2 separate regions of the Homo sapiens genome follow, and region 2 is linked to region 1. A link is an interaction called in ENCODE POLR2A ChIA-PET data of the cell type or tissue named here. Cell type or tissue: OCI-LY7. All regions are shown on one strand.

What was found. Peaks named below come from ENCODE experiments on the same cell type or tissue, not always from the same donor. Only the 100,000 strongest peaks of a DNase experiment are listed, where the experiment ranks them.
Region 2: POLR2A ChIA-PET joins it to region 1 with 12 read pairs; 5 of 35 experiments call an interaction of 5 or more read pairs at or near these places.

What each region holds. Positions count from the first base shown.
Region 1 is chr16:84,081,955-84,089,954 of GRCh38, forward strand. It overlaps MBTPS1 (membrane bound transcription factor peptidase, site 1), which reads right to left. Exons shown (of 23, transcript NM_003791.4): 9 at 5,404-5,506; 10 at 3,029-3,180. Among named protein-coding and RNA genes, the nearest start is that of MBTPS1, 31 kb to the right of the region's middle. RefSeq lists a silencer at 2,977-3,026. In OCI-LY7, CTCF peaks have their summits at 3,021 (motif pointing right), 3,228, 4,630, 6,925 (motif pointing right) and 1 weaker place; DNase peaks (open chromatin) are centred at 3,017, 4,027 and 6,937; H3K4me3 peaks cover 1,253 bases; H3K27ac peaks cover 4,958 bases.
Region 2 is chr16:84,165,772-84,173,771 of GRCh38, forward strand. DNAAF1 (dynein axonemal assembly factor 1) reads left to right here. Exons shown (of 12, transcript NM_178452.6): 7 at 12-178; 8 at 4,088-4,585; 9 at 6,489-6,604. Among named protein-coding and RNA genes, the nearest start is that of TAF1C, 17 kb to the right of the region's middle. In OCI-LY7, no CTCF peak of the experiment used is centred here; no DNase peak of the experiment used is centred here.

The DNA.
Region 1 (8,000 bases):
GGAAATTGGACCACTAAAACCTAACCTACAAACGTGCACACAAGAGGCCTGCAGTCTTGTTTAGTATCCAACAGGTGCTTGTCTGGCACAGCCTGCATGAGAGAATGAGTGCACACTCATCTCTGTACCCAATCCAGGACTGACCACTCCGCAACCTTCTACGGGACCCACTTATGCTAAATGCATCAGTAACACATATTTTTGTGATAATTCAACTAAACAACCACATAGGCTGCAGAAGGCATGAATGTATAGGAGGTACTGACTCCTCTGGGGAGAGGAAGCCTGCTGGTCACAGGAAGAAGATGCCATGGGACACCGCCTGGCTGGGAGAAGGAGGAGCACATTCAGATCCTGGGGAGGGGCCACGACACAGGACTAGCAGGAGGCACAGGTCTGAGTGAGGACCGCCGCCTCCAAAGCCAATCCTTGCCTTTTTGTTTCCAGATTGGGAGGCTTGTCTGGGATGAGCCACCCTGATGGATGATGCCTTTCAGAACGACATAGACCTAAGGCCACCTTCAGTTTCACCATGAGAATGCATCTGAACAAGCTTTAACACACAGTGTGACCTGGCTAGGAACTTAGCCTGGTGATACTAGCGTTACAACATCCATTTTTGTGTATTTATGTATTATAAATACAAGTGAATTTTAATTCCTAAAATTGAGGTGGGAATATCAGTACACAAAAAAGGAAAACTTAACTCTCCTAAGTTCCTAAATATTCGTATGTGATGATGTTTGGTGTTGGAGTCTAGGCAGGTTTTCTAAATGGGAAATCTGACATAAGTAGAGGAGATAAAGTAGATTCTTAATGACAGAAGAAAAGAAGTGCTCAAAGCTATGGGTCAACAATCTTCCTCCTCTTCCTGCCTATAAAGTGAACTCAAGGGTTGCGTTCCACTGCCTTTCACAGCATCATCAGGCTGGAGCTCGGGAGGCCCGCCACTGCTGCTCGGCTTCCATTATGAGCGACTGTCACACACAGAGATCACAACGGCAGTTTCATCTGCTGCAGGGAGATGAGGAGACTGAAAGGCTTCCTTGTTGCTGAAAATATCTGTACTTAAAGAAGCTGCTGGGAAAAGGAACAACCCCTCGGCTGCCCGCTTACTCAACAGCAGAGAGCTGACGGGCTCAACAGTGAAGGCAGAGCCCTCACTTCCTGCTAACAATCATGGCGTTTAGGAGAAATGAACCAGTATTTTCTGTTTCCAGAATCAACAACATTAGAAGCTGCAGCCCTAACTGAATTCTCTCCACCTGGCAAATACAAGTGTGCAAACAGGCCAGGTAGCCCACTATCCACCTTCCCTCCACTCTGTTCCTCACTTGATATAACACTGGAGAGAGGAAAACAACGGCAAGAGAAGACAGTGTTTCCAGCAAGCACATGGTTATTCTCCAAAGGCCAGTCTGGCCAATGTCAACATTCTCAAGAATTTGGCTGCAAACTGTAAGGGAAGAACAGAGAAAGGAGGAAAGAGATGGATATCTACCCCTTTTTTTTTTTTGGTAGAGATGAGGTCTCACTATGTTGCCCCAGCTGCTCTCAAACTACTAGCCTCAAACAATCCTCCTGCCTTGGCCTCCCAAAGTGCTGGGATTACAGGTGTGAGCTACCACAACCAGCCAAGTATCTAGCTTTATTAAGGATTACTAACAAAATAATATCTGGCATCAGAAGCTGAAATCAATATTCAATTTACTTAAAGAGAACTTAAAATATAAAGACATTTAATACTATTTGCCTATATTAATTAATTTTTAAATTAGCATAGAATAACTTCCAAATACGCAGAGTTTTGTGTGTTATCACAACACTCAACTAAAACTTCATCTAGATAGAAGAAGTACAATTTATTTTTGGGGAAAATACAGTAACAAGATAAATGCCAGCCCCAAAGACATCCTTTTACAACTGAGAGTAAAGAAACACGGGCCACCGATGAAAGTGAGAACATGTGAACATCAACTCTGGTCTACTCGCTTGGAGAACTTTATTGATTGATTGGCTGATTGAGACAGAGTGTTGCTCTGTCACCCAGGCTGGAGTGCAGTGGCACGATCTCAGTTCACTGCAGCCTCCTCCTCCCGGGTTCAAGCAATTTTCCTGCCTCAATCTCCTGAGTAGCTGGGATTACAGCCGCCCACCACCACACCTGGCTAACTTGTAATTTTTAGTAGAGACAGGGTTTCACCATGTTGATCAGGCTGGTCTTGAACTCCTGACCTCAGGTGACCTGCTGCCTCAGCCTCCCAAAATGCTGGGATTACAGGTGTGAGCCACCGCACCCGGCCTCCTTGAGAACTTTCTTCCAGTTTCATTATCTGCAAGATTAAGGGCCAGTCACTAAGCTCCATTCCAACTGCATGAGATTCAGTGAGACAAAGCAGAGTGGTGACTGTCAGTCCCTGGTGGCTCTGACATCCTTTGCTATAGAGAACATTAAAAGGTGAGTCCCCTTCACAAAAACAACAAATGGGTAACACTGTGAGAAGATGGATGTGTTCATTCGTTTCACTAGAGTAACCTCCTTTTTACTATCTATATGTATTCCATAACATCATGTTGTATATCTTACATATACGCAGTAGGATTTGTTTTTTGTTTTTCTTTTTTAAAGTGAATCCCCAAGGAAATGGAGGATATATGGCAGGGAAATATCTTACTATTTGTTCCCTGCCTGATATTTATGCTTGCTTGGATATAAAAATCACAGTTCTAGCACATAAATGGGATATTAGAAAACAGAACACAAACATAAAGAAACAGGTTATTTTGCCTATCAGCACTTTGTTTACTTAGGCTTATAAAGTGTGTTCACATTCACTTCATCTAACTATAAAAGAAGTGACTCCTACCTCTTTGCAGAGATGAAGAAGGAGAGACAGAGCAAGGCTGTGAAGGGCCTAAGCTCTCAAACCCAAGACAGGGCAGAAGCAAGACACGACTCCTGCTCTGCTGGCACCGAGTGCTCCTGTCCTGACGTGGGAGCTACTGGTCTCTAGGGGGCAGCACTCACCTCACTAACAAGGTGACAGCACCTGCAACCACTGGAGAAGCAACACTGGTCCCTGAGAGGGCCCGGCACCCCCCTTTCACGCCAGAACCCCGCACGCCAGCACCATAGGTGACAATGTCAGGTTTCATGCGACCGTAGCCTCCTGGTAGCTCCTATGAATAAAAGCAGCTTGGTTGCTACATCTCGCACATTGGCATACAGCCGCATGCAATCATGAGTGAATCAAATCAGAACAGAGATATGGGTTAGTTAAAAACTGTATAACCTTAGGAAGGTACTGGTTTTAGTCTGAAATTCACTCCAGGCCAGGCGCAAGGCTCACACCTGTAATCCCAACACTCTGGGAGGCCGAGGCAGGTGGACTGCTTGAGCCCAGGAGTTCCAGACTAGCCTGGGCTACACAGTAAGACCCCCATCTCCACAAAAAATACAAAAATTAGCCAGATGTAGTGGCACAAGCCTGTAGTCCCGGCTACTCAGGAGGATCACCTGAGCCCGGGAGGTCAAGGCTGCAGGGAGCCGTGATTGTGCCACTGCACTCCAGCCTGGGCAACACAGTGAGATCCTGTCCCCCTCAGCCCCGCACCCGCCCCCCCCCCAAAAAAAAAGAGAAAAAAACAAAGAAATTCACTACAATACAGAAAATAAGCTTAAACGATAATGTAGAAAGTAAATTTTTAAAAATATATTTTATAACAACCAGAACAATGGCAAAGGCATAAAGCAATTAAAAGATAAGTATTTTAATTTTGCTGACATGCCAGACTGGAAAGTGGACACTGGCTTATCACCAAGACCAGAAACTGGAAACTGCTTTATCTCTAGATAAGTTAAAATTAGAAATATGTTAGAAAAATTAGAAAATTAAAATGTAAAAAAACCCAAACATGTTTCTTTACAAGGAAAAAAGTACACGGTATGAGTGGATGTTTCAAACGGTTGTAAAAGAGGAAATAAGAAACCACTGAGAAGGAACAAGATAACCACACGACTAACTTGGGATAACGTTTTAATAAGTACTTGCTTAAGCTTCTTAAGAATTGGGGCAAAACGAAAATTAGAATAGGATCTCATATTCTGTCAGAAAACAGGAGCCCAATTTGAAGGGAAGCCCTTTTCTGACCATCAAACCCAAGGACCATGGATGCACATACTGGGATACCGAGTAAAGGCATCCTCCACTGCAGCTGTGATGATGGAAGGACATTTCTCAAATGCCATTAAAAAGCTGGCTGGTGATGAAGGCCATGGACGTGACATCTCATCACGGTTTGGTGAAAGCGTTTACACGGGGAGCTGGGGACAAAGTGGATGACATCTCACCACAGTTCGGTGAGAGCATTTACACAGGGAGCTGGGGACAAAGTGGTGGATGCAGTTTCCCATTATCCGGCAGCACAAGGAACATGCTGAGGGAGCGTGGATGGGAGGACACGCAGCCTGCCCTGCACAGACTGTCACATGAGAGAATGGTCCCCAGCCAACAGGTCAGCTCCAGGAAGAGGCACGTGAGTGTGGGAGGCGGGGACCCCTGGTGGGGCTGAGTGGCGGGGACGCTGGGGGCTGACGCTGTCACAGGACAAAGGCTCAGGCAGAAGGCTATCCTGTAAAGTGGCTACAGTGTGGACGAGGCCCACAGTGTTCCCAGGCAGTTGGGAATCTTTCCAGGGACTTATCTGAGGCCTCCGAGTGTGGCATGTGACGTTAAACACCAAGAGATGCTCTGACCCTGAAGAATGAGAAGGGCAGATGCTCCCCTCGGCCACAGCGAGGGCAAAGGTGCCCAACTGCTGTTCTGCACGAGCGTCTAATTTTTCATCAAACTTTGACAGGTAAAGGTGGGTGAATGTGCTGCATAATTAAACCCCAAACAGCTGAATTATTAACTGTAGCAGTTATTTTGAATTTGTCCAGCTAAATACAATTGTTTCTGTGTTAGCAGAGTTGATATTAAGCTGTTCTCAATGGTTTCTCCAACTTCTTAAGGCTCCCCTCCCCCAAAAAATATCATCTCACCTACCACTGAGGAGGACTGCTTACCACTACTAGATAGGGTAAACGGGCAGGAACCCAATTCACCTAAAGGTGAGTTCCTCAGAAATCAATTAATAAGTTAAACTGGGAAACACCGCTTAGAATCAGCCGGTGCTCATCACAGCAGCTGTGGACTTGCCAGAGTGAAGTGGCAGATGCTGACGGGGCCCAGATCTCTCGTCCTCACGGCTGGGCAGGCACTCACAGCCCCGGCTATTCCCATGTGAATGTGAGGGTGTCTGTGCACTTACAAATACACCCCAAGGCTCGTCAACAACCGGTGCCACTAGCCACAGTAGTTTGTCCAGCTAAATACAATTATTTAGCAAAGAAGAGCGTACCCAGGTAGTCATTCCCCTTGAAGAAAAGCGGGCGATGTTATCTTCAAAGTCAATGCCGCCTACTCCAATCACATCCATTTGATCAGCAGGGTTATTCAGAGTGCTATATTGAGACCAAAAAAAAAAAAAAAGAAAAGAAAAAGAAAAAAACAAGAGAAATAATTTAAAATGGATGATTCAAACCAGGGCGAATACTCCCAGAACAATCTAACACTGTATGAGCTGCTTCTGTGGGAAGACGTGTGCAGCTCCTCACGGCTGTCCTGTGAAACGCATGATCCTGCCACGTTCATGCTGTGCTCACATTACGCCCTCTCACCTGCAACGCCCCTCCTTTCTTCTCCTCCCTGTCAACTTGGCACACTGGGGCTCAAGGCTCACGTTTTCCCTCCAGCAATCCAAGCCTTAAGCATCTGTACTTGCCTTGAACCTCACAACACTTAACACAATCACAATTTATCACCTAACGACACATTCTCACATCACTTTCAAATTGTTCCCAGCACATTCATCTTAACTCCCCAGCTAAATCACACACTTCTCCTGGAAGAAACCATAACCACACATTTACATCTGCCAAGGTCAGGAAGTGGTAAGTTTTCGATTGACCTGTGGTGGTGTTCTACCCTCCTCATAGGGAACTGTAGAAGGACTATCATTACTCTGTAATCTTGAGCTCCTTAGAGTCTCTCCAATACCTTAAGTGCACTAGATCTGCAAAGAAATTATAGTGAAATAAATAATGGCAAAAATGTGTAAACCGTAAAGTCAAGATAAAGATGAACCATTTGAAAATATGAGACACTCAGTTATAAAACTGCATTGCTAAGCTTTATTATGGCTCCACTACCAAAAAAAATGAACTCTTTGACAAATCAACAACTACATACAACTGATTCCAAGTGGCTTAAGAGATAATAGCAGCATGAAGTTCTCCTTCTAGAGTGTGTTTTTAACTGACAATTCCCAACACACCGAGAAAAAGTGGTACTGCCTCCTCAGCCCACTGGCCACCAATATCCTACCAGCTGGTCATTCAGAGGAACGAATAATGATTTTCTGATGACTGATGCTAGATGTTTACACATTCCCAGGAACTCAAGGAGCAGAGGCTGGTACAGAAGTCACTGACAGAAACTCCCACTGAAGTTGACCAAAAAAATACCACCTTCCCACCCTCCTCTACCTGCTAAGCCCTATAATGCTTAGTGTACTTTAAACCCTTAAAAAATAAGGGAACGCATCAAGAAATCATTGCTGGTATTGAAAAGGAGGGACGTGAGGCTGCAGGCTTGCTGGCACCACAGAGTCTAGGAGCACCAAGGGCACAGGACCCAGACAAAGAGACCACAGCAAAGGGGACCGGAGGATGTGTGCCTCATTCCCAGAGGGGCTGACGTATGCATGTTACTGTCCTCAGACCAGCCCTGGAAGCAGTCCCACCAGATGCCCAAGCAGAAAAAACCACACCCACCACAAGCTGGGCTGCCGTGATCACATGCCACGTTCTGTCACTTCAACAGCCAGCAGGTGGCCAGGTCTGTGTGAGGCAGCATGAGCGTACACACAAGGTGGAGATGGGGCCTTCCTGGCAAGGCTCTGCTCCTTCAACACACCATAAACTCACAACTCTGGTAAGAAGCTACGGAGTGCAACCACCCACAAAAGCCACAGGGTTTCAGAACGGCAGCCAGCGTGTGACAAAACAGTCCGAACAGCATGCGAAAGAGCTGGGAATCCAGACAGGTATGGCCAGGAGGATGGGCAGAGGGATGGGGTGCGGAAGACCTGAGAGAAACAGAAGGAGGACACTCATTCCAGGAAGGTGTACATGGGGAAGTGGAAGATCAAGGTGAACTGAGATTGTGGCTGGAGTTGGCCAACTACGGCCCATGGGCCAAACCAGGCCCACACCTGTTTTTGCAAATACAGCGTTCCTGGAACACAGTCATGTTCATTTACACATATATCACCCGCAGCTGCTTTCACACAATAACGCCTAAAATATTTATTATCTGACCCTTTACAGAAAAAGTTTGCAATTCAGCCTAGAATACTGAAGACCTTGAAAAACAAAAGAAAAATGTGGATTTCATCTATTAGGCAATAATAAACTGCTGCAGATTCTTGATTAGAAAACTGCTACAATATATGTTTGAACAGTAGAAATACGCACAAAAAAGAAAAAGAGCAGCTTCCATTCAAAGAGCATCATCAGCATTCATGGTGCTCTCCCCCTGCTGTCTGATTTCAGTCTCATAGGTACTCTGCAGGCTGCTCTCTACTCCCATCACAGGTGAGGGAGCTGAGGCTCAGAGAAGTGACGGTGCCTCAGCCGTAAGTGGCAGGTCGGACCTGTCTGCTTCCACACCTAGTTTCACCCATGTCCATGCTGGAAGAGCTGGGGTGGGAAAAGACTCAAGATTGGAAAACAGGCTAGGAAACACTGACACCTGGTGACTCTGAACCGATGAGTGCCAGCCTTGAGTGGGGACATCAGAAATGGGAGGAACATTTAAAAGGGAGACAAGAACACCTGACGAGATGACTTAATAACTGGTGTTTGTCATGGCAGAGCTATAGCGAGGGTATGTTCA
Region 2 (8,000 bases), 84 kb after region 1:
TTTTTAAACAGAGCTTGTGCGGAGGCCTGGGCTAGGGGAGGGTACGCAGCTGAAAAGGAGGAGAGACAGCAGTGGGAGAGCAGGGAGCGGAAGAAGATCACAGACAGCATTGAAGCCTTGGCCATGATCAAGCAGCGGGCAGAGGAGAGGAAAAGACAGAGAGAGAGTCAAGAGAGAGGTATGCGCTCGGCCGAAGACAACAGCCCCAGAGTTCCTTTGAGATTAGGCAAGTCTAAGCTCTCAAACCCAGTCTTTAATCTTGGGAATTTTTTTTTTTTTTTTTTTTTTTTTTTAGACAGAGTCTTGCTCTGTCACTGAGGTTGCAAAGTTGGAGTGCAGCAGTGTGATCTTGGCTCACTGCAACTTCTGTCTCCCGGGTTCAAGCAATTCTCGTGCCTCAGCCTCCCCAGAGCTGGGATTATGGGCACGTACCACCATGCCTGGCTAGTTTTTGTATTTTTAGTAGAGATGGGATTTCGCCATGTTGTCCAGGCTCGTCTCGAACTCCTGGCTTCAAGTGATCTGCCTGCCTTGGCTTCCCAAAGTGCTGGGATTACAGGCGTGAGCCACTGTGCCCAGCCTTGGATTTTCTTTTTTTCTTTTTTTTTTTTTTTTTTTTGGTTGGGACAGGATCTTACTCTGTTGCCCAGGCTAGAGTGCAGTGGCACAATCTTGGCTCACTGCAACCTCTGCCTCAAGTGATCCTCTCACCTCAGCTTCCTAAGTGGCTGGGACTACAGGTGTGCACCACCATGCTTAGCTAATTAAAAAAAAGAATTTCTGTAGAGATGGGGTCTTACTATGTTGCCCACGCTGGTCTCAAACTCCTGGGCTCAAGTGCTCCACCCACCTTGGCTTCCCAAAGTGCTGGGATTATAGGCATGAGCTGCTGCACCTGGCCAGGGATTTTTTTAAAACCATTTCCTCACAACCTGCAGATCCATCTGCAGTTGGCCTCACCTACCTGCCAGCACCAGTGAGAACCTCAAACAGTGATGAGCTGTTTCAAACCACTTTTACTGATTGGAACAGTTTTTCAAAATAAATGATGTATTAGTTTTCTGCGGCTGCTGAAAGTAGGAAAACTCAAATAGGTTGTTTTCTTCTCCCACACTCTCAACACTCAGCACACTTGTGGTCACGCAATGTGCAGGGTGTCCCCACACCCACCAATTCTCTGACACCAGCCGGCTGTCCTGCAATTCATTTCCATCCTGACACTAACCGCACAAGTGATGGGCAATGGTCTCGCAAGATGACTCTCCACTTCCAATGCCAACCGCGAGTCTCAGGGTGTCGCCTGTACTTCTAACAGAATGGCTATAAAATTAGGGTTCCCATGACCCTCTCTTTGGGTTTGATAATTTGCTATGATGGCTCACAGAACTCCAGAGAACACTTATATTTTCTGGGTTATTATATTAATAAAGGATAAAATAAGGGATGCAGATGAACAGCAAGATGAAGTGGAGCTTAGGGAAGGGTCTGTGGGAAGGGGCGGAGCTTCATACCCTCTCTGGCCACACCCCGCTCCAGGTAACTCCAGTGTTCAGCAACTTGGAAGCTCTCTGAACCCCACAGTTTAGGGGGTTTTCCAGAAGCTCCAGCACGTGGGCATGATGGATGATTAGCTCCATTTCCAGCCCCTCTGCCCTCTCTGAAGCCCCAGCTGAAAGCTCCAAGCCTCTTATCATGGCTTGGTCTCTGTGCTCCAGAAGCCACCCCACCCCCAAGAGCCGCCCCATTCGAACAAAAGATGTGCCTGTCACTCTGGATGCAGGTCTTAGGAGCTCTGTGTCAGGAAACTGGGGTTGAAGACCAAATATTAGAACAAAAGAGCCTCCTAGCACCCCTATGTACAGGGGTTTTAGGAGCTCTGTTTCAGAGATCTATGTATCTTGTAATTTCACAGCTGCCACAACAAATTACCACAAAATTAGTGGCTTAAAAGAATACAAATCTGGCCGGGTGTGGTGGCTCATGCCTGTAATCCCAGCACTTTGGGAGGCTGAGGCGGGTGGATCACCTGAGGTAAGGAGTTGGAGACCAGCCTGAACAACATGGAGAAACCCCGTCTCTACTAAAAATAGAAAAAATTAGCTGGGCGTGGTGGCACAAGCCTATAATCCCAGCTACTTGGGAGGCTGAGGCAGGAGAATTGCTTGAACCTGGGAGGCAGAGGTTGCAGCGAGCCGAGATCGCACCATCGCACTCCAGCCTGGGCGACAAGAGCGAAACTCCATCTCAAAAAAAAAAAAACCCCACAAATCTGTTTTACCCTATTGCAGTTCTGTGGGTCAGAAGCCCAAAATGGGTTTCACTGAGCTAAAATCGAGGTGTCTCAGGGTTGTGTACCTTCTGGGGGCCCCAGGGGAGAACCCGCTTCCTTGCCTTTCTCACCTCCTAGAGGCCGCCTGCGTTCCCTGGCTCGTGGCCCCTTCTTCCAACTTCCATGCCAGCAGTGTGGCATCTTCCAGCCTCATTCTGACTCTGACGCTCCTGCCTCCCTATTCTGAGGGCTCTTGTGATTCTTTTGAACCTGCCTGGATAACCCAGGACAATTTCCTGATCTCAGGGTTCTAGATCCTAATCACATCTGCACAGTTCCTTTGTCCGTGTAAGGTAACGTATTCATATTCTGACATTAAGGTGTGAACACCTTTGACTAATATTTTTATTTTTATTTTTTAGAGACAGGGCCTTGCTATGTTGGCCAAGCTGGTCTCGAACTCCTGGCCTCAAGCAGTCCTCCCGCCTCGGCCTCCCAAAGTGCTGGGATTACAGACGTGAGCCACTGCACCTGGCCACACATACATTTTTATATAAAAATGGCAGAAATATGTTGCTTCCTGTCTAGTCTTTTGAATTAGCATACTATAACTATTTTCCATACAATAGACATTTTCTTACTGCATATATTGTCTTTTCCTAACTTTTTGTTTTGAAATGTTAAAAATTTTCAGAAAAGCTGAAAGAATAGTAAAACGGATAGCTGTATGTCTGCATTTATTAATAGATTCTGTGGTTTTTCATAATTTGCTACACATTTGCCACATACACACACACACACACACACACACACACACTTTGCTTTTCCCCTGAACCATTTGAAGATAAAGGCAAACGTCACAGCCCTTAAACCCCCAGTGCTTCAGCGTGCATCTCCTAAGAACTGCCTGCATTCTATTTTCTTGATAGCTGTGACCTGTTCCATTAAAGGGCTGTGCTTGGCAGTGCCTTCCGTAGGCATTTGGCTCCCATTATTATCCATTATAAACAACACTAATGAACATCCCTCAAGGATACTTTTTTTTTTTTTTTTTTTTTTTTTTTTAGAGAGTCTCACTTCATCACCCAGACTACAATGCGGTGACTCACTGCAACCTCTGTCTCCTGGGTTCAAGCGCTTCTCCTGCCTCAGTCTCTCTAGTAGCTGGGATTATAGGCATGTGCCACCCCGCCCAGCTATTATTATTTTTTTGTATTTTTTTTTCACTAGAGATGAGGTTTCACCATGTTTGTCAGGCTGGTTTTGAACTCCTGATGTCAAATGATCCACCTGCCTGGGCCTCCCAAAATGCTGGGATTACAAGCATGAGCTACCATGCCCAGCGCCTCGAGGACACTTTTTAAACTATGTTCCTTATTTATTTATAATTTTTTTTGGAGACAGAGTCTCGCTCTGTCTCCCAGGCTGGAGTGCAGTGGCGCGATCTTGGCTCACTGCAGCCTCCACCTCCCAGGTTCAAGCGATTCTCCTGCCTCAGCCTCTTGAGTAGCTGGGGCTACAGGCACGTGCCACCACATCCGAGTAATTTTTTGTATTTTTAGTGGAGATGGGGTTTCGTCATGTTGGCCAGCCTGGTTTTGAACTCCTGGCCTCAAGTGATCCACCCTCCTCGGCCTCCCAAAGTGCTGGGATTACAGGCACGAGCCACCGCGCCCAGCCCCTTGAGGACACTTTTTTAACTGTGTTCCTGACCTTTTCCCTGGTCTCAGAAGTTTGCTGTGAGCCCTTGATGTACCCACAAACACCCTTGTCCTCCCAGGACACTCCCACATTCACCTTTGCATTTTCTGCCATTAGGGGAGATGACATCTTCAGATGATGGTGAGAATGTGCCCGCCAGTGCGGAAGGCAAGGAGGAGCCTCCCGGGGACAGAGAAACAAGGCAGAAGATGGAGCTATTTGTTAAGGAAAGCTTTGAGGCCAAGGACGAGCTCTGCCCGGAAAAGCCAAGTGGAGAGGAGCCGCCTGTGGAGGCTAAAAGAGAGGATGGAGGTCCAGAGCCAGAGGGGACCCTCCCAGCTGAGACCCTGCTACTGTCGTCACCTGTGGAGGTTAAAGGAGAGGACGGAGATGGAGAGCCAGAGGGGACCCTCCCAGCTGAGGCCCCACCACCCCCGCCACCTGTGGAGGTTAAAGGAGAGGATGGAGATCAAGAGCCAGAGGGGACCCTCCCAGCTGAGACCCTGCTACTGTCACCGCCTGTGAAGGTTAAAGGAGAGGATGGAGATCGAGAGCCAGAGGGGACCCTCCCAGCTGAGGCCCCACCACCACCGCCCCTGGGAGCTGCCAGGGAAGGTAATGTGAGCGGAGAAACACACACAGACACACACACCTCTCAGGGAGCCCCAGCCTTCGACTCACGTCTCTGTGGGACCTGGGGCCTGAGTTTCACTTCTTCTGTATTGCTGTTTCTAGAAGATAATGGACACTAGTTATCTTGTTTTCTAGAACAGGGCTGCCCAACAGAAATGGAACAGGAGCCACTACTAGATTCTCTAATAGCTCTATTTAAAAAAGCAAAAGGAACTTTGGGAGGCCAAGGCAGAAGGACTGATTGAGGCCAGGAGTTTCAGACCAGCCTCAGAAATACAGAGACCTCATCCCTACCAAAACTACAAAAATTAGCTGGGAATTGTGGTGTGCCCCTGTAGTCCCAGCTACTCAGGAGGCTGAGGCAAGAGGATTGCTTGAGCCCCAGAGGTTGAGGCTGCAGTGAGCCAAGATTGTGCCACTGCACTCCAGCCTGGGTGACAGAGTGAGACCCTCCCTCAAAAAATAAATTGATTAATAAATTAATTAAAAAGTAAAAAGTAAAAAAACAGTAAAACTATTAATGACATGTTTAATTTAACGCAATATATAAAAAATATAATCATGTTAACATGGAATCAATATAAAAATTATCAGTGAGCTATTTTACTTTTTTCAAAAATTAAGTCATCAAAATCCAGTATGTATTTGACATGGCTGAACGGTAACTTTTTACTGGTGAAAGGTAGGCCATTCATCTCTGACATAAACGAAGCCCCGAGAGCAATGGAGGGATCAGAGCACAGGACCCAAGGATACAGCCCGGGGGAAAAGTAGGGGCAGGCCTTGCGAGGTGGCTCACACATGTAATCCCAGCACTGTGGGAGGCCGAGGCAGGCAGATTGCTTGAGGCCGGGAGTTCGAGACCAGCCTGGCCAACATAGTGAGAAGCCCCCTTCCCCGCAACCCCCAAGCCTCTACAAAAAACAATAAATTAGCTGGGCATAGTGGTGACCACTTGTAGTCCCAGCTACTTGGGAGGCTGAGGTGGGAGGGGAAGGGGATGGGAGGTCGAGGCTGCAGTGAGCTGAGATTGCACCACTGCACTCCAGCCGGGGTGACAGAGTGAGACCCTGTATCAACAAAATAAAAATAAGTAAATAAAAAGGAAAAGTAGGGGCCTGGATGAGGAAGGGGCTCCTCGCGATTCCACATTCCTCAGGCGATCTCACAGTTATGAAACTGCACAAGCTCTGACCCTGGTGCAGCAGGAGGGGCGTGTGCCTGGCTGAGGGACAGGCTGGCGGTGGGCTGTGAAGCCTGCCCCTCCGTCTCTGAGCGAGTCGCCCCTGCTGGCATCCCTTGTCACCCTGCAGTCGGCTGCCATTTCCAAGATTCCTGCGGCTGCTGCTTTGACTCCTGGCCGGTGCTCTTCATCTCATGGGATTCGCCTCCAGATTACAGAAAAGGGCAGCCGTTCCGTTCTTTTTCCAGCAGACAGAAGCCTGTGGTGAGCTGCCGTGTTTGTCATGGAGGCTGGCCTTTGGGCCCTGAGGAGGGTTTTTGTCTTTTTTTTTTTTTTTTGAGATGAAGTCTCGCTCTATCACCCAGGCTGGAGTGCAGTGGCACAATCTCGGCTCATTGCAACCTCCCTCTCCCAGGTTCAAGCTATTCTCCTGCCTCAGCCTCCCAAGTAGCTGAGACTACAGGTGCCCGCCACCACACCTGGCTAATTTTTGCATTTTTAATAGACACGGGGGTTTCACTGTGTTGGCCAGGCTGGACTCAAACTTCTGACCTTGTGATCCGCCCACCTTGGCCCCCCAAAGTGTTGGGATTACAGGCATGAGCCACCGAGCCCGGCCCTTGGGAGCCCATCTTCACCGTAGGCTCGTCCATCTGCCTGCCGTGTGTTAAACTAACTCCAAGACTTGTTGTTGCTCTTTAGAACCGACTCCCCAGGCTGTGGCCACTGAGGGTGTATTCGTTACAGAACTTGATGGAACGAGAACGGAAGATTTAGAAACCATTAGACTGGAGACAAAGGAGACATTCTGCATTGATGTACATGAAGTATTTAATCTTGGAGATAAGTATCAGTTTTACTGTTAGTAAAATAGGTAATCAGATGCAGACTTTGGAGACCCTCGATACCCCAAGTGTGGTCCTTGGGCCGGCAGGCCTGGCATTTCTGGGGCGCTGGTTAGAAATGCAGACTCCCAGGCCTCACCCCAGGCCCACTGATTAGAATCCAACTTTCATGCACTGCCCTAGGTGATTCGTGCACATGCATGCTCAAGTTTGGGGAGCCCTGACCCAAATCGCTACCCTTGAACCATGTCTACCAAACTCTTGATTCCTTTTTGCCAAAGAAGCTATCTTGCTAAGTGGTTCTGACTAGTTGCCTTATCCAAATTCGTGGTGAGAGTTACATTGTATCATCAGTTACATTGTATCTTTATACATTGTATCTTTTCCCCCCTCCGTGGACACCGCCCAGCAGGTAGCTTAGGCTCTCACTGGCCTTCTGGCTCATGGAGGTGTGACGGTTCAGTGTCCCATCCCCTTGAGTGAATGTTTGATCGCAGCCTTGCCTGTCACTCTTCCCTGAAGCTCTTCCCATTTTGTTGACAGTCTCAAATGCTTAGGCCCACAAGAATGGTACCATGGGAATTCACACATTGTCTCACAACCCCCCAAGAACTGTCCTTTGATGGGGCACGAATAGGAGAGGCATTTCTGGGTACCTCTGACCTTATACCTTGGAGAGGTGGTCCCCTGCCCACTTCCTTGTTAAACTTCTTCTAAACTGGTGTTTCTAATGTTCAAACTTCAGAATTTCACATGGCCCAGTAGGAGTTAAAGTGATCGGCCAGGCATGGTGGCTTACGCCTGTAATCCCAGCACTTTGGGAGGCCGAGGTGGCTGGATCACGAGGTCAGGAGATCGAGACCATCCTGGCTAACATGGTGAAAACCCATCTCTACTAAAAATAGAAAAAAATTAGCCAGGTGTGGTGATGGGCACCTGTAGTCCCAGCTACTTGGGAGGCTGAGGCAGGAGAATGGCAGGAACCTGGGAGGTGGAGCTTGCAGTGAGCCGAGATCACGCCACTGCACTCCAACCTGGGCGACAGAGCGAGACTCCATCTCAAAAAAGAAAAAAAGAGTTAAAGTGATCACGGTCAGAATTCACAGTGGGTTTCTAGTTTTCTGGAGCTATGTAAAAAAAAGAAACAAAGGCCAGGTGTGGAGGCTTACACCTGTAATCCCAGCACTTTGGGAGGCCAAGGTGGGTGGATCACATGAAGTCAGGAGTTTGAGACCAGCCTGGCCAACATGGTGAAACCCCATCTCTACTAAAAATACAAAAACATAAAAAATAAAAAAAATAAAATTAGCTGGGCGTGGTGGCAGGTGCCTATAATCCCAGCTACTCGGGAGGCTGAGGCAGGAGAACT